Regions from separate parts of the Homo sapiens genome. Here region 1 is linked to region 2. A link is a contact called in ENCODE Hi-C or POLR2A ChIA-PET data. All regions are on one chromosome and are shown on one strand. The core of a region is the stretch at or near the end of the contact, and the rest is flanking DNA. Distances in the headings are between cores, read along the strand shown. Region 1 overlaps LOC102723568 (a long non-coding RNA gene). Region 2 has its middle 64 kb from the start of EHF.

Region 1 (4,278 bases), core at 1,682-4,181, 65 kb after region 2:
CATGCACCACCATGGCCTGGAGCTTTTCTCTCCAAAAGGAAGAATGAATTTGTGATGCACTGTCTACATCTTTGTATTTTTTCCCTCTAGGACCAAAGGCCTGTGTGTGTGAGCTTAATGATTTGGAAGTGTGGTGTGATTCTAGGGACTTGAGGCCCTGAGCCCACAGTCTTAGCTCCAGTGCCTCCAGCTCCAACCACCTGAACTGAGCCATTACGAACACAAAGCTAGGACCACATCAGCTTTACGACACACCCATAGCAATAAAAGTGAACAACCTTTGAGTCCTTATGATTTGCCAGGCACTGCTCTAAGTGCTTCCTATGTATTTACTCCTTTAATCATCACAACACTAAAGACACTGTTGCTCTCTGCATTTTACAGATGAGGAAACTGAAGCACAGAGAAGGTAGTAATCAGCCCAGAGTCACAGCTAGCAAGTGGCAGAGCCAAGATTCGAACCCAGACAGACAGAGTCCAGAGCTCAGGCTCTTAACAGCGTCCCTTTTCTGTCCCCTACTACACACACTTTCTTTATTATTATTATTATTATAATACTTTAAGTTTTACAACGTGCAGGTTTGTTACATATGTATACATGTGCCATGTTGGTGTGCTGCACCCAGTAACTCGTCATTTAGCATTAGGTATATCTCCTAATGCTATCCCTCCCCACTCCCCCAACCCCACAACAGTCCCCAGTGTGTGATGTTCCCCTTCCTGTGTCCATGTGTTCTCACTGTTCAATTCCCACCTATGAGTGAGAACATGTGGTGTTTGGTTTTTTGTCCTTGCCATAGTTTGCTGAGAATGATGGTTTCCAGCTTCATCCATGTCCCTACAAAGGACATGAACTCATCATTTTTTGACTACACACACTTTCATATTCCTTTTCCTTAGATGAGCCCACAAACCCTTTCACGGAGACTTTCATTGAGGTATTCTATGCCCTTTCATTCTGTCATTTGTCTGGGTGTTTTTAATTAGGCTGGAGTTTCAGTAAACAGCAGACTCACTTAAAACTGAAGCCGGCAGAGAAATCCTTCGTTGACAAAATGTCTGGCACACACAAGCAAATCATGATTTGAAGTCATCAGAGGCAATTGGATACCCATGTTGTAATGGTTTGGAATTAAGGGTTTAAATCTCACACCCAAGGGCTGACACCCAGAGAAATCACTCACTAATCTCTGTGTCTGATGCTTGGGCAGGGAGGTAAGGGGCTGGGGCTTTCCTGGGAGGGTGCATAGAACCAAGAGGCCTCTCCACAGAGTAGAAGCCAGAGGCCCTCCAAACCAGCCCCAGATAGAACTTTAACAGGATCAACCCAGCCACTGGGTAAAGGCACAGGGAACTGTGGATGGGCCTAGTGGCCTGGAGGGCAGGAGGAAGGCTGGAGGTGGTCCCTGCCTCCACAACCTCCTTGCACACCCTCCACTCCTCTGATACCCCACTCCAGCCTCAACAAAACTTCTTTGCATTTTTCCAACATGCAAGGCTTGCTCCTGTCTCCGAGGCTTTGCTCTTGCCTTTCCCTCTGTCTGGAATGCCCTTCCCTGCCTCCTACTCATGTGGGTCTCACCTGGATGCTACCTCTTCAAAGAAGCCATCCTGATCACCGTAATTTAAAGTAGCCACATACTCCCCATGCTCATTTCTTTTTCATACCCTGTTTTTCTTAAACCAAAAAACCTGCAAAACCCATCATCAGGCTTATCATTAGTGGATTTTATGTATTTATTTATTTTAAATATTTATTCCTCTCGATGAAAGCAGGCACTTTTTTTTGGCATAAATTTCATTCCTCCCAGAGTAATGAAATCATGTTAATGTGTGGTTGAACCCCATTGACTATTTCTTGAACAAATGAATAAGTGAATGAATGGTTGGATGGTATCCACGAATTAGGCAGGTAGGGGGTTCAATTTTTAGCCTGTGTTGTAGGAAAGAGAACAAGGACTTTCTCTCTGGGGAATTATTCTTCTTGGCCTTTAGCAAGCCATCTCCTTTTCCAGCCCTCCCTCCTACCTATCTGGCATTGAAGAACTTGTTTCCATGCTCAAGGACACAGTGTGAAACCTTCCTGTTGGGAGCTCTGTGGCTTTTCTGGGAGTTTAAGGCAAGGATTCTCTCAAGGTAGAGAAAGCTCTGAGTCCCATTTAGCCCTATTGTTGGGGATCACTTGGAAGGAATTGGTGGGGAGAAAAGCCTGTCCTTTATCGTTGCCTTCTGGGGGTCTAATACCATGACAACCTGGCCTGAGCCATGAATCCTGGGCTCTCAAATTAGTGCATTCTCAACTCACTGCATCCTGATCTTGACTAAGTGCATCCTGTTCCTCTCTTTGGAGTTTCCTGGCTAAGGATACCTCTATGTTGATGGGCAGGGCCAGGCCCGTCTTGAACCAGGGGCTGAAACTTGCTCAGCTCTGTAGATGCTCCTGCCTGTGACTCTTGTCCTGATCCCTGCAATAAGAATACAGTCATGACGTTTCAGTCAATGAGGGACTGTGTATATGATGGTGGTCTCATAAGATTATAATACTGCATTTTTATTGTACTGCTTCTATGTTTAGATATACTTAGATACACAAATACTTACCATTGTGTTACAATTGCCTACAGTATCCCATAAAGCAACATGCTGTCCAGGTTTGTAGCCTAGCAGCAATGGGCTATACCATATAACTTAGGTGTGTAGTAGGTTATACCATCTAGGTTTGTGTAAGTACACTTTATGATGTGTGTAAATGACAAAATCACATAACTACACATTTCTTAAAACAAATCCTCGTTATTAAGTGACACTTGACTGTACTTATCTCTAAGTCGTTCCTACTTTGCCAGGATTATGGAGGCTATGATTGTAGGGGAGTCAAACCCAGCTTCACTGGGACTTTCCACGCAGGACTTTTCCTCCCCTCTCGTCTAGCCTCACCCCATTGTGGTGCAACCCTGTCCTAATGGGTCACCAGACTGGTGAAACCTGAACAGTTGGAAGCCAAAGGAAGCACTTGATGATAAGAAGGGGGGGTCGGTGAGCAAGTGGGGGCTTTGGAAGGGGACCTGGGAAGGGTGGAGAGGGAAGGGAGAGGCACTGGGGCCATTTATTTTCAAAGAGAGATGGATTTTAGATGTCAACTTCATTGTTTTTATCATAGTGAAATCTTTATGAAGTTGAGGTGAACGAAGCCCTGTATGCATTGTTATGCTATTTGGTTTTGATAAAAAATTGCATTGTACAAGATGTTCCCTGGCTACATAAAACCTCACTGCACAGCTAATGGTGGCAGCGAGCCACACCACAAGTTGTGCAATGCCATGGCAGGGAAAACAGAGCTGCTTCCCAGGGATTAAGGCTGGTATTTCAATTTGAACTTTAAGAAAGAGCTTGAAGGACCAAGAAAGAAAAAAAGAGAGAGGAGAAAAGGGAGAATGCAAAGAAGGAATAAAGAAATATAGAAGAAAGGAATCTAGGAAAGAATGAAAAAGGTAGACAAAATAAGGAGAATGATACCATTTAATGGGGGAAAATTCTCTTTGCAAAATAGGCAAAAGGAATAGGTTCTGAAAGAGAAGAAATTTTTTTTGTTTCTTTTGCTACATTCTTTTCTATCTATCTTTGTTCCAAAACTTCACTATATCTGTAAGCGAACTCTTTTCTCTTCATGTTTCCACTTAATACTAGGAGCCAAAGTGTCTGTGGTGCTTTTCCCAACTTTGTAGGTAGCCAAGATAGTCTAGCTATGCTCTTGTATTAGCTCCAAGCCTTAGACTTTTCCCTCACATAAATCTAAACTGGAACTCTGGGTCTTTGTTTATCAGCAGCCTCCATAAGACATTAGGAGAAGGGAAGACCACTTTCTTCTCCTCACTTTCCTTTCTTTTTGGCTCCTTGGAAGCAAAGGCTCTTTGAGAAGAGACCTTGGAGGCAAGGTGGTATAAGTGGAAGGAGTATGAATTTGTAATCAGAGGGGTAAATATCTAAATTCCACACTGGGTTGTGAAAAAGTTAAAAAGCATCTGGCACATTTTAGACATTTGATAACTCTTGATTCCCTTGTTGACAACTCATCTCTCCTTACTGAATATTGTGGGTCCTCATCTTATAAACAACAAATTTATTTCTTAATCTTGTGCCTGAGCAATGAATGTGCAGACAGTGAAAAATCTGGTCCTGTTATGAAGAAAAATTCAATCAAGGTATCAGAATTTAAACAAATGCCTTCCATTTAGTGCTGCCTCTAAGGAGTATGACCTGATACAGAAAGAAATCAAT
Region 2 (4,278 bases), core at 1,436-3,935:
TAAACATGTATTACTATTTTTTCAAGGATGATATTATGTGATAGTTTAATTGAAAGTGTTTTTTCTTACTTAATGATACATGAAATATGGAGGATCTTACAATTAATGGCACCTTAGCATAAATGAAACTTAGTTGTATTAATCTAGGATTACTTTTTATACCTCTACAAATCTCTATGCCTTTACCCAATCAGTTTTGAAAACATATTTTATTTTCTTTTTTTTCTCCATGCGTGACCTGCTATTGTCAATGGCCATTTGGAATTCCCAAAGGATTGGTAGAGGTATGCAGTTGGGATAAAGCATTGAGGATACCAACCAAATGACTCACCAGGGAAAACCTGAGCTCTGCTCTTAAATCTGTCTGTATTCCTGGCCAAGATGCCTCATCTCCTCCTTAGTGCTCTCAGTCTTCTTCTACTTTAATGTTATTTTTAATGACCATATAATTTTCTTTCAAGTGGGAAAAATGATGGGCTTGATTGTTCTCCTATTCGTGGCATTTCTTTTATTTCAATATATTCACTATATAAATAAGGTAGGAGCAAGCATTAAAACATGGTGGGTGAGAAACTCTAGAGATGGAGGGAAAAAGAACATAGGAATTATTTATTTTCTCTGGGTACTGTGCTCTTCTACAGGGTGTTCATAAAGGCTAGAAACATAGAAAAATATATATAACAAATGTTTTATTGATATTACAGACAATAGGCGATGTGTTCAAAGTGCTATCTCTCATTATCAATGTGTGGTTCAATTTGCTGATGAAAATTGCAAAAAACTAGGTACTCTTAATGCATTTCCATAAATCTGTACAGATGCATCTAGGATGCATTGTCTCAGACAATTTATGCCTAGATTTTTCCATTGTGTAAACTGTGCCATTAACATACCCCCAGAGGAAGAATTATAATGAGTTCAGTCTTTGCAAAAGTAGATGTTGGTCACTCTACATTATGTTGTAATACACTCTGTGTTATGGCTTTTTTATCACAGTTTGCCTGGCTTACTACAAACATCTGTATATTGGACATCTCTTTACCAGACACCATAATTCCTTATATATATGAGATATATATATATATATAATATATATATATAAAATTTATTTGACATGTGTAGTATATTTTTCTCCATGAGATAATGAGCACTTACAGGGCAAGAATATTCTCAGCTGCAGAGGTGATCACACTCCACAATTTATGAAACATAATTATTATTAGGCCCTGAAGCATTTCTTTTTAAATTTTACATGTTTATGTACTGTCTTTTATTTTCCTACTCACTCCAGTTTCCATGCCTCTTACCATGGGTGACCATTCTGTTTAATGTGTTTGTTGTACATGGTCTCCTGTGGGGTTGGGTAAAGAATTCGTTGGGATGTACACCTGGAATCTTTGGGTCCTAACTCCCACCCACAGTAATGAACTTTCTTGTGGCATCTCATCCTCATCAACACTTCCACTGTCCAGCTTGGGATTGTTGTTGGTTCAGAAGGTAGAAAGTGATATCTCCTTGTTTTAAATTACTTTTCTCTAAACACGGTGACTATAGTTAATAACAATGTATTGTGTACTTGAAAATTGCTAAGAGAGTGGATTTTAAGTGTTCTTACCACAAAAAATGGTATGTGGAGCTAATATATGGTAACTAGCTGAGTTTAGCCATTCCACAAATCTATACATATTTCAAAACATCATTTTGTACACCATACATATATATACTTTTTATTTATCAATTGAAAACATTACATTTAAAAACAGCTTTCCTCTGACTACTAGTAATTTTGAATGACTTTAATATACTAAGTAATCTTCTGTGTTTCCTCTTCTTCAAATTGTCTTTTCATACCCTCTATTTTCTTATTGGGGCTATTGTATTTGGGGAAATTTATTGAATTTGTTTGAATATTTTAGATATTGGTTTTAGAGATTACAAATATCTTCTGAGGTGCTCTCTCACTTTCCTTTTAAATACTGTCATTCCCCTATTTTTTTTTCATGATGTCCTTCAATGAACAAAAATCCACAGTTTTGTTATAGTCAAATCTTTCAAGGGTTTTTTTTCATTGCCATTGGGTTTGTGCTCTGGAAGTTTTATTGATGCTCTCTCTTTCCCTGCCACAAGCCCCTAGGTCACAAAAATATTCTACATTTTCTTCTAATTATTTTAGTTTTATAGCTCACATTTAGGCCTTTAATTAATCTAGAATCTATCCTTGTTTAAGGAGTTCAATGAGGATTTCATTAATTTCAGTTTTCTAGTTTCTCAATATTTATTAAACAAAGTGTCTCTCAATGAATGCGTAATCTATTATCTATTTGTCCGACACTAATTTTTTCTCTTCTGTTGGCTAATTTGTTTTTGAAACATTACCACACTGTTTTCATTATCAGTCTCTAATATGTCTTAAAGTTAATGTTGTCTTGGTAATTTGTGAACCAATATAAATTTTAGATGATCAAGTTCCTTGAAAACAATCCAGCTGGAATTTTAGTTGGTATTGCCTTGATTTTACAGGTCCTTACCTGAAGCCCAAGGTGATTTTTGGCCGCTGGCGACCTTGTGACCGTTGGCAGTGGGTCAGATGTGGCACTCAGAATTAGGGGAAGGATTGGTGATGCCAGAACATCTGGTGAAGCCGGCACTTCAAGGCACTCCTCAAGCCTGGAAAGCCTCACCAATAGGTATGACTCATGGTTTCGTGAAAAGCTGCTGATCTCATTAGTTTCAGAAATGATTGCATGGCTGGGCAGGGACTCTCGGGTAGATGCAGCGCTGACTGGGTGCCCCCGGGAAGAATACCTCGCATTTCTCCTGAGGTGGTGAAATAGGCGGAAACTGGTTCCCATCCAAATCCTGGAAACCACCATGGGTGAGGTCATGTCCACACATGTCAAGGCCTTGATGAGATAGTTATCTGCATAGTCCAGAAAAATCACTTTTCCACCAAACATTCTAAATGATTGATGGAGAAACAAATTTTCCAATTACGCTAACTTTCATTGTTATTACTAAAGAATTAAGTGCTACACCACACACACACACACACACACACACACACACACAGTCACACAATATTCAGATAAAAAGAAAGCCTAATTATTTTATATTCAGAAAAAAATGAATTGGCCTTTCTGAACAACCACAACGATGAAAAAGGAAAAGAAATCTGTTAAAACTTTAATTTTAGTTTTCCTTTTAGATTTTAAAATAATTGTGAAATATTTCAAACATAGAAAATATATAGAGTTTTTCTTTCTTTTTGGGAAACAGAGTTACAATGAAAGATACAATTGGAGACCACAGGGTACCATTGCGCCGGTCCTATTCTTCTGCTTCTCTTCTGAGTACTCATGCTTATTTTATACTTTTACTATCTATGTATGCATCCCTAAACTGTAAATAGCAAAATTTTGCACATTTTAAGATTTTATCTGAATGGTCCTATGTCTGTATCATTCTGCAGTGTGTGTTTTATCAATATTAGTATTTGTTGTTCTCTCAATTTGAAGTTTTCCACATTTATTTTAAGTGTTCCATTAAACATATTCCATTCCAGAAAATATATTGAAATTTATTCATTTCTATTGATAGATATTTAAATCATTTCCAAATGTTTGCTCCCAGGAAAACAGCTGCAATGGACATTATTACACATGTTTCCTCATGCACAAGAGTTAGAGTTTCTCTAAAACACTATTTTGGAGAGAGTATGAGCATCTTCAGAGTTCCTAGATAATGCCAAATTGTTTTTCAAAGTAATAGTATTAATTTACCCTCCTACCAGCATATCCTTACCAACACTTGGCATTGCCAAACTTTTGAATTTTCATAAATTTGATGGATGTGAAATGTTTTCTCATTAGTGTTATAATTTGCATTCTGCAGATATTAATGAGTTTGAGCACATTTTCATATATTTATTGTCTTCTCAGGTTTTCTTTCCTGTGAATTGCCTGTTTATATTTATTTATTTATTTCTGACCTGGGGGATGCTATAAACTGAATTCTGTGCCCCACTCCCTACCCAGTTCCCTACCCAGTTTCGTATGTTGAAGCTTTAACCCTTAATGTGATCGTATTTGGAGATGGGGTGTTTGGAAGTTTAATGTATTTATTTAAATTTTTTATTTCCATAGGTTATTGGTGAACAGGTGGTGTTTAGTTACATGAGTAAGCTCTTTAGTGGTGATTTGTGAGATTTTGATGCGCCCATCATCCGAGCGGTGTACACTGCCCCAATCTGTAGTCTTTTTTTTTTTTTAATTATACTTT

The links. Hi-C counts contacts between places; a loop is a spot of excess contacts on that map. ChIA-PET counts read pairs that join two places held with the same protein, here RNA polymerase II (POLR2A).
Region 1: a loop to region 2 is called in a map of MCF 10A, with 2.3 times the contacts of the local background. The contact joins two enhancer-like sites. A Hi-C loop is called at or near these places in 2 of 168 maps with a recorded cell type or tissue (MCF 10A and PC-3). POLR2A ChIA-PET finds 5 or more read pairs at or near these places in 2 of 52 experiments (MCF 10A and PC-9).

What each region holds. Positions count from the first base shown.
Region 1 is chr11:34,747,185-34,751,462 of GRCh38, forward strand. The region is part of intron 5 of LOC102723568 (a long non-coding RNA gene); the gene reads left to right. Among named protein-coding and RNA genes, the nearest start is that of EHF, 130 kb to the left of the region's middle. Within about 2 kb of position 2,932, at least 13 of the 41 ENCODE cell types and tissues checked have a DNase peak (open chromatin) inside an H3K27ac peak, as active enhancers do; they include PC-3 and PC-9, where a contact is called at or near this core.
Region 2 is chr11:34,682,711-34,686,988 of GRCh38, forward strand. It overlaps the pseudogene NDUFB8P3. Among named protein-coding and RNA genes, the nearest start is that of EHF, 64 kb to the left of the region's middle. RefSeq lists enhancers at 2,010-3,209, 2,680-2,849. Within about 2 kb of position 2,686, at least 8 of the 41 ENCODE cell types and tissues checked have a DNase peak (open chromatin) inside an H3K27ac peak, as active enhancers do; they include PC-3 and PC-9, where a contact is called at or near this core.